Linked DNA regions of Homo sapiens: region 2 is linked to region 1. A link is an interaction called in ENCODE POLR2A ChIA-PET data of the cell type or tissue named here. Cell type or tissue: HepG2. All regions are shown on one strand. Each heading gives the region's core, and the rest is flanking DNA. Links, peaks and the distances in the headings are about the cores only.

Evidence for each region. Peaks named below come from ENCODE experiments on the same cell type or tissue, not always from the same donor. Only the 100,000 strongest peaks of a DNase experiment are listed, where the experiment ranks them.
Region 2: POLR2A ChIA-PET joins it to region 1 with 6 read pairs; 6 of 35 experiments call an interaction of 5 or more read pairs at or near these places.

What each region holds. Positions count from the first base shown.
Region 1 is chr17:40,182,756-40,189,075 of GRCh38, forward strand. RAPGEFL1 (Rap guanine nucleotide exchange factor like 1) reads left to right here. Exons shown (of 15, transcript NM_016339.6): 3 at 1,459-1,594; 4 at 1,826-1,923; 5 at 6,111-6,223. Among named protein-coding and RNA genes, the nearest start is that of MIR6867, 7.7 kb to the right of the region's middle. In HepG2, for the core only: no CTCF peak of the experiment used is centred there; a DNase peak (open chromatin) is centred at 2,576.
Region 2 is chr17:39,992,914-39,998,903 of GRCh38, forward strand. PSMD3 (proteasome 26S subunit, non-ATPase 3) reads left to right here. Exons shown (of 12, transcript NM_002809.4): 7 at 2,041-2,155; 8 at 2,263-2,382; 9 at 2,511-2,614; 10 at 3,270-3,425; 11 at 4,417-4,467; 12 at 4,591-5,046. The coding sequence ends at 4,668. It overlaps LOC124904000 (a long non-coding RNA gene), which reads right to left and starts at 2,034. Exons shown (of 3, transcript XR_007065751.1): 1 at 1-2,034. In HepG2, for the core only: no CTCF peak of the experiment used is centred there; no DNase peak of the experiment used is centred there.

The sequences.
Region 1 (6,320 bases), core at 795-4,794:
CCACTGGATGGGCTATTCATAGGGTCTCATGTAAGCATGGGCCTCTCACAGAGTTATTTTAGGACCTAATTGTAAATGTCAGACCACTGAGTAGAATGTTACAGGCTCCCAGCCAGGCACGGTGGCATATGACTTTAATCACAGCACTTTGGGAGGCTGGGGCGGGTGGATCACTTGAGGGCAGGAGTTCGAGATCAGCCTGGCCAACAAGGTGAAACTCCGTCTCTACTAAAACACAAAAAATTAGCCGGGTTTGGTGGCAGGCACCTGTAATCTCAGCTACTCAGGAACCTGAGGCAGGAGAATCGCTTGAACCCAGGAGGCAGAGGTTGCAGTGAGCTGAGATCATGCCATTGCACTCCAGCCTGGGCAACAGAGTGAGACTCCCTCTCAAATAAATAAATAAATAAATAAATAAAAGTAACAAGCTGTCTTAGAAACATCAGGCCTTCCAGTGAGGTATAGTCAGGTTTGTGGTAAACACCATTGGCATTTATTAGGCGCACTGTGAGCTCCAGGCCCTGGGCTGGTCAGAGGTTGGATGGGTCTGGGCAGGGTATCCTCAAGTGAAAATCTAACCTGTCTAACCTGCAGGAGCTGGATGTGGTCAAGTGGTCATCGCTACCTACTCTAAGCAAAAGCCTGGGCTGGGGCATGAGGAGGTCTTGGCTTCAGGACCACCGAAACTCCTTTCTCTCTGGCCCCAAATCTAGAGAATACTTGGGGGCAATTTAGCCTCCCATCTTTCTTTTCTTTTCTTTTCTTTTTTTTTTTTTTTTTTGAGATGGAGTTTTGCTCTTATTGCCCAGGCTGGAGTGCAATGGCCTGACCTCGGCTCACTGCAACCTCCGCCTCCCGGGTTCAAGTGATTATCTTGCCTCAGCCTCCCGAGTAGCTGGGATTACAGGTGTACGCCACCACTCCCAGCTAATTTTTTGTATTTTTAGTAGAGATGAGGTTTCACCATGTTGACCAGGATGGTCTCAAATTCCTGACCTTAAGTGATCCACCTGCCTCAGCCTTGCAAAGGGCTGGGATTACAGGTGTGAGCCACCGCGCCTGGCCTTTTTTTTTTTTGCCTTTTTTTTTTTTTTTTTTTTTTTTTTGAGACAGAGTCATTCTCTGTCGCCCAGGCTGGAGTGCAATGGTGCGACTTTGGCTCACTGCAACCTCTGCCTCCCAGGTTCAAACGATTCTTGTGCCTCAGCCTCCAGAGTAGCTGGGATTACAGGTGCACACCACCATGCCCGTCTAATTTTTGTATTTTTAGTAGAGTCTTCGTTTCACCATGTTGGCCAGACTGGTCTCGAACTCCTGACCTCAGGTGATCCGCCCGCCTCAGCTTCCCAAACTGCTGGGATTATAGGCGTGAGCCACTGCGCCCAGCCTAGCCTCCCATCTTTCTTCTCAATTCCTCAGGTCTGCTTGCGTAGGGATTTTTCTTAACTTAAGGGTCAGCTTTGTTCGGGCAGGAGGCATGGAGGGCCCTGAAGGGCTGGGCCGGAAGCAAGCCTGTCTAGCCATGCTTCTCCATTTCTTGGACACCTACCAGGGGCTGCTTCAAGAGGAAGAGGGGGCCGGCCACATCATCAAGGTGGGCCTGGGGGAAGAGAAGGTGGGTAAACAGGCTATTAGCTCTGGAAGGGGGCCCCTGTGAAGGAGCCATACTTCTCATTCTGGGTACCTGGAAGGAAGAGATGCCAGGGGGCCTTAGCTTATATGGCTCTCCTGTGCTTAAAGGTATGGAGACCTTGCCCGGCCCCTGCAGAGAGTAGCCCTTGGAATGAGACCCCTTCCTTCACCTTCTTTGTCCTCCTCTCTCCAGGATCTATACCTGCTAATTATGAAGGACGAGTCCCTTTACCAGGGCCTCCGAGAGGACACTCTGAGGCTGCACCAGCTGGTGGAGACGGTGGAACTAAAGTGAGGGGGAGTGGGGCAGGGGCGGGAACAGGAAAGTGGTCCCCTGCGTTCCTCTACTACAGGGGCTGCCTCTGGCCTATTGGCTGCAATATGGATTTGCTTGTTTGTTTGTTTGTTTTGAGACAGAGTCTCACTTTGTCGCCTAGGCTGGAGAGCAGTGGTGCGATCTCGGCTCACAGCAACCTCCACCTCTTGGGTTGAAGTGATTCTCATGCCTCAGCCTCCTGAGTAGCTGGGATTACAGGGGTGCACCATGCCCAGCTAATTTTTGTACTTTTAGTAGAGATGGGTTTCACCATGTTGGCCAGGCTGTTCTTGAACTCCTGGCCTCAAGTGATCTGCCTGCCTCAGCCTCCCAAAGTGCTGGGATTACAGGTGTGAGCCACTGTGTCTGGCTTCCAATATGGTTTTATTTCAGCTCCTTTCTCTCACTGAAGGGTGGCACAAAGCACTGTCTCCAGTCACTTTTTTGTCCATTCTCCCATTCATTTGTCTGATAATCCAGTGGTGTACTGGTAAATATTTAACAACCAGTGCTGCAGGAGAAAGAGCCCTGATTTGTAGCTTTTGCTGATTCCTACAGTGTAAACTCTGTCACCATGGCTGATTTCAAGCTACCAATGTGACAACACTGAAAGAGGAGTTGGGAAGAGACATGCAGCACAGGCTGTTATGTAGTATCTCCACCATACAGTAGATGTAGTAAAAGGTAGTAAAATGGCTGGGCAAGGTGGCTTATGCCTGTAATCCCAGCACTTTGGGAGGTCAAGATGGGTGGAGCACTTAAGGTCAGGAGTTCAAGACCAGCCTGGCTAACATTGTGAAACCCTGTCTCCACTACAAAAAAAAAAAAAAAAAAAAAGGCTGTGTGCCAAGGCAGGCAGATCATGAGGTCAGGAGTTTGAGAGCAGCCCGGCCAATATGGTGAAACCCTGTCTCTACTAAAAATACAAAAATTAGCTGGGCGTGGTAGGGCGCTCCTGTAGTCCCAGCTACTTGGGAGGGTGAGGCAGAAGAATTGCTTGAATCCAGGAGGTGGAGGTTGCAGTGAGCTGAGATCATGCCACTGCACTCCAGCCTGGGCGACAGAGTGAGATTCTGTCTCAAAAAAAAAAAAAAAAAAAAGAAAAGAAAAATTAGCTGGGGGTGGTGGTACGTGCCTGTAGTCCCAGCTACTCAGGAGGCTGAGGCAGGAGAATTGCTTGAACCCAGGAGATGGAGGTTGCAGTGAGCTGAAATCACCTTACTGCACTACAGCCTGGGTGACAGAGCGAGACTCCGTCTCTAAAGAAAAAAAAAAAGGCCGGGTGCGGTGGCTCACGCCTGTAATCCCAGCACTTTGGGAGGCTGAGGCAGGCAGATCATGAGAGGCAGATCATGAGATCAGGAGTTCGAGACCAGCCTGACCAACATGGTGAAACCCCATCTCTACTAAAAATACAAAAATTAGCCAGGCATGGTGGCACATGCCTGTAATCCCAGCTACTCAAGAGGCTGAGGCAGGAGAATGTCTTGAATCCAGGAGGCAGAGGTTGTAGTGAGCCAAGATTGCATCACTGCATTCCAGCCTGGGTGACAGAGTGGACTCCGTCTCAAAAAAAAAAAAAAGGCCGGGCGCGGTGGCTCACGCCTGTAATCCCAGCACTTTGGGAGGCCGAGGCGGGTGGATCATGAGGTCAGGAGATCGAGACCATCCTGGCTAACAAGGTGAAACCCCGTCTCTACTAAAAATACAAAAAATTAGCCGGGCGCGGTGGCGGGCGCCTGCAGTCCCAGCTACTCGGGAGGCTGAGGCAGGAGAATGGCGTGAACCCGGGAAGCGGAGTTTGCAGTGAGCCGAGATTGCGCCACTGCAGTCCGCAGTCCGGCCTGGGCGACAGAGCGAGACTCCGTCTCAAAAAAAAAAAAAAAAAAAAAAAAAAAAAAAAAAAGAGGTGGGCTGGGTGTGGTGGCTCATGCCTGTAATCCCAGCACTTTGGGAGGCCGAGGCAGGCAGAATGAGGTCAAGAGATCGAGACCATCCTGGCCAACACGGTGAAACCCTGTCTGTACTAAAAATACAAAAATTAGCCGGGCGTGGTGGTACACACCTGTAATCCCAGCTACACGGGAGGCTGAGGCAGGAGAATTGCTTGAATCCAGGAGGTGGAGGTTACAGTGAGCCGAGATTGCAGCACTGCACGCCAGCCTGACAACAGAGCAAGACTCTGTCTCAAAAAAAAAAAAAAAAAAGTAGTGAAAACAGGAAGGAAACTGTTTTTTTGGTAACAACTTATTTGATTATAAATTTTATGTATTATTTATTAATTTGTATTATTATTTTTTAATAGAGACGGTTTCATTATGTTGTCCAGGCTGGGCTCCAGCAATCCTCCCACCTTGGCCTCCCAGAGTGTTGGGATTCTAGGTGTAAGCCACCACACCTGGCCTGACTATAAGTTTATAAAACATATATATTTATATATGGAGATATATTTGTTTATTTATATTTTAATGGCTCTTTAAAAAACAGTTGGTAAAATTCCCCAGAACTTAACAGTATGCTCTTGTGAGCCAGTGTGAACCAGCTTCAGGACACCACTGTATCCATCCATCCATGAATCCATTCTGCCCTTTTAGTTTCTCTCTTCTCTTGTCCCCACCACCACAACCCTTAGGGAGGCCTCAGCTTGTGGTCTAGCATCCTTCTCTGCCTTCTCTGTGCTGACACTAGAGAGATCTTTCATGCTCCTGTTCCAAAGGCATCCCTGCTCCCCATGCTTCCAAGAGAAAGTGAAACATCCCAGCATTCAATACCCTTCCCTTTCTGCCTTCTGCTGATCCTTCCCATCTCATCTCCTACATCCCCTCCATCCATGACACCTCAACTCCTGCGCTCTCGAACTTCCCATGGTCGGTTATATTGTCCACCCCAGAATGCCCTCCTCCCACCATGTTTTCTTTTTTTTTTGAGACAGAGCCTGGCTCTGTCGCCCAGGCTGGAGTGCAGTGGTGTGATCTCGGCTCACTGCAAGCTCTACCTCCCAGGTTCACACCATTCTCCTGCCTCAGCCTTCTGAGTAGCTGGGACTACAGGCGCCTGCCACCACGCCCGGCTAATTTTTTATATTTTTTTTAGTAGAGACGGGGTTTCATCGTGTTAGCCAGGATGGTCTAGATCTCCTGACCTCGTGATCCGCCCGCCTTGGCCTCCCAAAGTGCTGAGATTACAGGCGTGAGCCACCGCGCCTGGCCTTTTTTTTTTTTTTTTTTTTTTGAGATGGAGTCTTGCTCTGTTGCCAGGCTGGAGTGCATGGCGTGATCTCAACTCACTGCAACCTCCCCCTCCCGGGTTCAAGCGATTCTCCTGCCTCAGCCTCCCAAGTAGCTGGGATTACAGGTGCACGCCACTACGCCTGGCTAATTTTTGTGTTTTTAGTAGAGACGGGGTTTCACCATGTTGGCCAGGCTGGTCTTGAACTCCTGGCCTCAAGTGATCTGCCCACCTCAGCTTCCCAAAGTGCTGGGATTACAGGTGTGAGCCACTGCACCTGGCCTCCACCTCCTTCTCTTCCTGCTTTCCTCCAAGGCCCAGGTCAAATGCCATCTTCTCAATGAAAACTTCCCAGATCTTCCTTTTAGGAATAGCTTTCTTCTTCCCCCACACCAGCATAACTCTCCTGGTACCTTTGTTATATTATCAACACCTCCTGCCTGGTATTAGAAGTAGCTGTATGCCTGTCTATCTCCTTCCTAGACTGTGAAGTTCTTTTCAGCAAAATTCAGCAAACAGCTGCTGACCTACTACCTACCATGTGTCAAGCAGTGTGTTAGGCCCTGGTGGATGAAAAGATACTCAGTAAGAACCAAATCCCAGTCCTCAAGAGCTCTCAATCTCATAGAAGAGATAAGAGGTGAACATAAACATTATCCCAATGTTCTATAGTAGTTGAGAGAAGAAAGTGACCTTCCTGGTGGGTGGGGTGGATCAGAGAAGAATTCATGGAAGAGGTGGCATTTGATTAGGGTTACTTGGATAATTATCCCATACTGCTCATTGTCCTCTCTTCTGACCCCCTTAACCACCTGAAATTGCTGCTGGTGCATCCTTGACCCAATTCTGATATTCTTGCTTGATGTTGCCTGCTTGGTGTTGGTTGTCCATATGCCTGGCAGGGCGTGCTGATGCCCAGCTGTGTCCATGCCAGGATTCCAGAGGAGAACCAGCCACCCAGCAAGCAGGTGAAGCCACTCTTCCGCCACTTCCGCCGGATAGACTCCTGTCTGCAGACCCGGGTGGCCTTCCGGGGCTCTGATGAGAGTGAGTGTGGGCATTAGGAGGGGCAGGGTGTCCTGAGTGGCTCAGGGGGACATATCTCTGGGTCTTGAGCACCCTCAGTGGCATCTCCCTGGGTGGT
Region 2 (5,990 bases), core at 1,991-5,990, 190 kb before region 1:
CATTCTCTCCTTGAGTGACCTTGTTTGCTTTCCCAGCTTCAGCGCTCGCCTGCATGATGCTCTTCAGCCTGTACATTACTAACTCCGTTACTCTGCTGGCACTGCCACCGCAAGGTCCCACAGACTTGGCGGCTTAAACAACCGAAATTGATTTCATCACAATTCTGGAGGCTCTAAGTCCAACAGCAAAGTGTGACACGATTGGTTTCTTCTGAGGGCCTCTCTCGTCTGCTTGTCGATGGCCGTCTCCTGGTGTTTTCACATGGTCTTCCCTCTGTGCGTGTCTGTGTCCTGCTTTTGTCTTAGAAGGACAATAGTCATGTAGGATTAGGGTCCACCCATATGACCTCACTTTACCATAATTACCTCTTTAAAGGCCCTGTGTCCAAATAGAGTCCCATTCTGAGGTACTGGGGTTTAGGTCTCTAACATGAACTTGAGGGGGATGCAGTTTAGCCCATAACACTAACTCTGACCCCTCTCACGAGCATCAGGCCTGCAGATCCAGCTCCCCCTCCCACTCCCCATGTCTCTCTCTACAGCGTGTCCCAAAGAGATCCCTCCTGGCCCCCTTACCATTCCTTCCTCCTGCTTTCCCGATCCAGATCAGGGCCTTGGGATCATCTCTGACTCTCCCCCATCCTCCTTCCCATCACTTGGTCGTCTGTTGAATTGTCTGCACATCTTCTGTGTTTGCCTGTTCCTTCATATTGCCAGTGCCATGGTTTGAGCCACTAACATTCCCAGACACTTCTGCCTGGTCATCTTCCTCTCCAGCAGCCCAGCTTACATTCACTTGCCTTACTAAGCAGAGCTCCAGCTCTGTCCTTCCCTTGCCTGGGAAGCTTCCATTGCTCCCCACTGCTGTAGGGTATCATAACGGTCTTGTGAGGTAGACAGGCTAGGTATTGTTATTGTTATTTGGTAGTTTTAGAGATGAGGAACTAAGGACCCAGTTGCTCAGTGTTTCCTAGCTAGTGAATAGAGACTAGACACCAAGTGTTCTACGTGCAGACTTTATACTGCTCAGCCTGGCACACAAAATGGCAATGGCATAGTCCCCAGACTGCGGTCCCAACTGTCTCTTTCCTAACAGCTCCCCAGGCACCCACACTTTTCTGCCTCTTTTTCAATCTGTACCCTTGACCCTCCTCCTTTTTCTGCTTTGTCAGACTCCTTAAGGCACTTCATAAATTAACCATTTCCAGGGATTTCCCCTCACACATGAGTTATTCCAGTGGACAGGGCAGCCTCATGGGTGCCTGTGGAGGGTGAAGGGTCTGCCTGGCCGTAGGTGTGATCACACACTCCCGTTGTAACCCCTGTCTCCTGTGACACTTGCTGCCCCACGATTTAGCTGCTTTGTGTTCCGTGCCTCCTGTTTGCTGGTGAACTCCTGAGTTGGGGGGCGTCATTCCCTCCACTGTAGTTCTTCCGCGATGCTGACTCCACCCACGGTCAGCACCACTCGGAAATACTTCACAGTCCTGTAGAGGAAGACAGGTCCAGGTTTCCAGTTACCCTTCTATGTCTGGATACTCTGCTCATTCACTGAAGCCAGGCCCCTTCCTGCACTTATGCCTCTACCCAGATAATGAGTTCTACCCACTGATGACCTCCTCTCCTCTAGTAACAGTCCGCCTCCCTAATGAGCATCTCTGGCTGACACACGTTCCGTTCTCCAGGCCTGTGAGCCCTGGTCCCTCGCTGTTGCTGAGCCACAGCACCCGCCCTTCTGGCCTCACTTTAGAGCACTGTCATTTCAGAGCAGACTACGCGCGGGGTGGCCAGGTGAAATGCAGCTGACGGCTCTGCGACCAAATGTGACCAAAGGGCCACATTCCCAGCACCCGGCTCCAAAGGCAGAGCTTGGATTCTATGCCCAGCACAGGTTTTCAGGGCTTCCTCCTCTCTCTGGGCCTAAACAGTGATCCCTTTCCCTGTTTCCCACTACATCTGGCAGAATTTAGGCCACATTTCATTTTCTTCTTCCGCCCATGGGGCTCCCTGCCCACTGTGTTCCCCTGTCACTCTGTCCAGGTGCACAAGCTTCTCATCGTGGTGGAGCTGTTGCTGGGGGAGATCCCTGACCGGCTGCAGTTCCGCCAGCCCTCCCTCAAGCGCTCACTCATGCCCTATTTCCTTCTGACTCAAGGTAAGGCTGGCTTCCCCACCCCAGAGCCCACTAGGCCCCCTTCAGTGGGGCCTCTTACATGCCTGTGCCTATTTGCATCATCCAATCTACTCCTGTTCTGCCTGCAGCTGTCAGGACAGGAAACCTAGCCAAGTTCAACCAGGTCCTGGATCAGTTTGGGGAGAAGTTTCAAGCAGATGGGACCTACACCCTAATTATCCGGCTGCGGCACAACGTGATTAAGACAGGTGTGGATCAGGATCTGAGGGGCTGTTGGAGGAGCAGAAGCCAGGCCAGGGCAAACCTAGTGGGTATCCTTGGGCAAGTGAAGGGTCTGTGTCCACTCTGCCCACCCCATCGCTCCTTCCTCTCCCAGGTGTACGCATGATCAGCCTCTCCTATTCCCGAATCTCCTTGGCTGACATCGCCCAGAAGCTGCAGTTGGATAGCCCCGAAGATGCAGAGTTCATTGTTGCCAAGGTGGGGCTGGTTCAGGAACCACAGTGACCAGGTTGTCACTTTCCTGCCAATCTCAGGAGGCAGGAGTGGGAGGAGTTTGGCCAAGGAGGGGAATAGGTAAAGCAATGGCATAGTCATTTCAGGGCGTGCCCGTCATTTGCAGTGAAGCCAAGAAGTTGCCAGAGAGAGCATGGATGTGCATGTGAGTGTGTGAGTGTAGGTGTGTGCACATGTTGAGTTTATGATAGTGCCTGTGAGTGTGAGAATATAAGGAGGGCAGAGGAATGGGATGGAACAAGATGTTCTCTGACTTAGAAGATGGGCGTGCTGGGCCAGGCGCAGTGGCTCATGCCTGTAATCCCAGCACTTTGGGAGGCTGACATGGGCAGATCACCTGAGGTCAGGAGTTTGAGACAAGCCTGGCCAACTTGGCGAAACCCCATCTCTACTGAAAATACAAAAATTAGCCAGGCCTGGTGGCAGGTTCCTGTAATCCCAGCTACTTGGGAGGCTGAGGCAGGAGAATCGCTTGAACCCGGGAGGTAAAGGTTGCAGTGAGCTGAGATCGCACCACCGCACTCTCCTGCCTGGGTGACAGAGCGAGACTCCATCTCAAAAAAAAAAAAAAAGAAGAAGCTGGGTGTGCTGGTGAACTTTCCTCTTTGGGGGCCTGCAGGCCATCCGGGATGGTGTCATTGAGGCCAGCATCAACCACGAGAAGGGCTATGTCCAATCCAAGGAGATGATTGACATCTATTCCACCCGAGAGCCCCAGCTAGCCTTCCACCAGCGCATCTCCTTCTGCCTAGATATCCACAACATGTCTGTCAAGGTGAGAAGCCCGTGGCTGCAGAGTCACGCCTGGCAGCAGCACACCCCTCCCTCCACACTCATGGATTCCTCAGAGAAGACTGGCTTAATTTGTGGCCCACGTCCCAGCCAATCTCTGTAAAATCACTGAGCTGCAGCACAGGGGGCCCAGAATGGGGAGGGGACTTGGCCATAGTTCCATAGCCAGTTGCCCTCTCCTATTGCGTTTAAGGGATGATGTGGTCACCAGGGAGGACCAGGCAGGGATTCAGAGGGCGGGGTTCTACATTTGGTTCCAAATTTGAGGCATTTAACTTCTCAAAGCTCTGTTTCTCCATCTCTGAAGCTGATAGGGAGGTGTTACCTGTCTTGCTTGCTTCACAGGGTTGGTAAGATTAAAAGAAGTCCCTGTATTGAGGCACTTAGCGAAGTCTAAATTGTAAAAAAGATGGCGCTGGTATCTAGCTCCACAAAAGGGTGAGCCCTTATCCTCAGTTAAGCACTGAGTTTGGCGCTGTTACTATTTGCTTGCCATGTTTTTTTCTGGTCTCCTCCGAGGAAACTAGGATATTGCTGCCTTGCTTAAAATCTGGCTAAGCCCTACTCCACGTGACATGCAAGGCCCTTTGTGACCTGGTCCCTTAGGTCAAGCCTCCCCTCCCACTCCTGCCCCACCACCCAGCAGCCAGCCCACTGGGTGCAGGCCAGGCCCCTCCCACATGGAATCCTCCACCGGGAAGGCCTCTCCCCGTTGCCACATCCACTGTGTTCCTCCTTTTCCTCCTCCCTGCCCAGTCAAGAGAGTTGGTCGTTTATTCCTCTTTTTTCAGCATTTCCCACAGGGCACTGTAATAATTCCTTTGATGCCTAGCCCCCCACTAGACTAACTGGAGAGGGGCCCGCCGCTTCCTGCCTGGTGTCTAGCTCACAGAGGGGACGCAGGGAGTGCAGGTTGCGTGAGTGCCTCACCTGCTTCCTTCCCTCGCTCATCTCCTCTCTTTGCTGTGCCCCAGGCCATGAGGTTTCCTCCCAAATCGTACAACAAGGACTTGGAGTCTGCAGAGGTAAGCTCTCTGCTTTCTGGGTGAGACCGAAAGGTCAAACTTCCACACAGAAGGGGAGTCGGGCGAGTGTCTGGAAGGGCTGAGCTGCTCTGAAGCTTTGGCCTCACTTGCCTCTCTCCCCAGGAACGGCGTGAGCGAGAACAGCAGGACTTGGAGTTTGCCAAGGAGATGGCAGAAGATGATGATGACAGCTTCCCTTGAGCTGGGGGGCTGGGGAGGGGTAGGGGGAATGGGGACAGGCTCTTTCCCCCTTGGGGGTCCCCTGCCCAGGGCACTGTCCCCATTTTCCCACACACAGCTCATATGCTGCATTCGTGCAGGGGGTGGGGGTGCTGGGAGCCAGCCACCCTGACCTCCCCCAGGGCTCCTCCCCAGCCGGTGACTTACTGTACAGCAGGCAGGAGGGTGGGCAGGCAACCTCCCCGGGCAGGGTCCTGGCCAGCAGTGTGGGAGCAGGAGGGGAAGGATAGTTCTGTGTACTCCTTTAGGGAGTGGGGGACTAGAACTGGGATGTCTTGGCTTGTATGTTTTTTGAAGCTTCGATTATGATTTTTAAACAATAAAAAGTTCTCCACAGTGCTTTGTGCATCAGTTACTATACTTCACTGCAGTATTGGCAGGCTCAGATTTTGGGTTTTTTGGCCTTAGAGTACTAGCCCCAGGTGTGTAATCTGAGGGCGATGGGTCTGCAGATGGGGAGGTGCCCAGGGGAGGATGAAGGGACCCTGACCTGGGGTCGGGGGCCTAGGTTTACTCTCTTTTCGTACTTGTGTGGCTTTGGTAAGGTCTTGTTAGGAAAGGTGTACCATGTGTCCATCACCAGCTGCAGACCTTCATCTCCCAATACACCTCATGGTGCTTCACGGTTATTGCAGTTTTTACAAATTGAAGGTTTGGCCAGGCATGGTGGCTCATGCCTGTAATCCCAACACTTTGGGAGGCTAAGGTGGGCGGATCACTAAAGGTCAGGAGTTTGAGACCAGCCTGGCCAACATGGCAAAACCCCGTCTCTACTAAAAATAAAAAAATCAGCTGGGCATGGAGGCAGGCGCCTGTAATCCCAGCTACTTGGGAGGCTGAAGCAGGAGAATTGCTTGAACCCGGGAGGTGGAGCATGCAGTGAGCCAAGATCTCGCCACTGCACTCCAGCCTGGGCAACAGAGTGAGACTGTGTCTCAAAAGAAAAAGAAAAGGACAAATTGAAGGTTTCTGGCAACACTGCATCAAGCAAATCTGTCGGTGCCATTTTCCCAACAGCATGTGCTCACTTAGCGTCTCTGGGTCACATTTTGGTAAATCCTCTCGATATCTCAAACTTTTTCATTATATCTGTTATGGTGATGTGTGATCGGTGATCTTTGATGTTACTATTGTCATTGTTGGGGCACCACAAATTGCACCCATATAGGATGGTGAACTTAGCCGGGCACGGTGGCTCGCGCTTGTAATCCCAGCACTTTGGCAGGCCGAGGCAGGTGGATCACCTGAGGTCAGGAGTTCAGGACCAGCTTGGACAACATGGG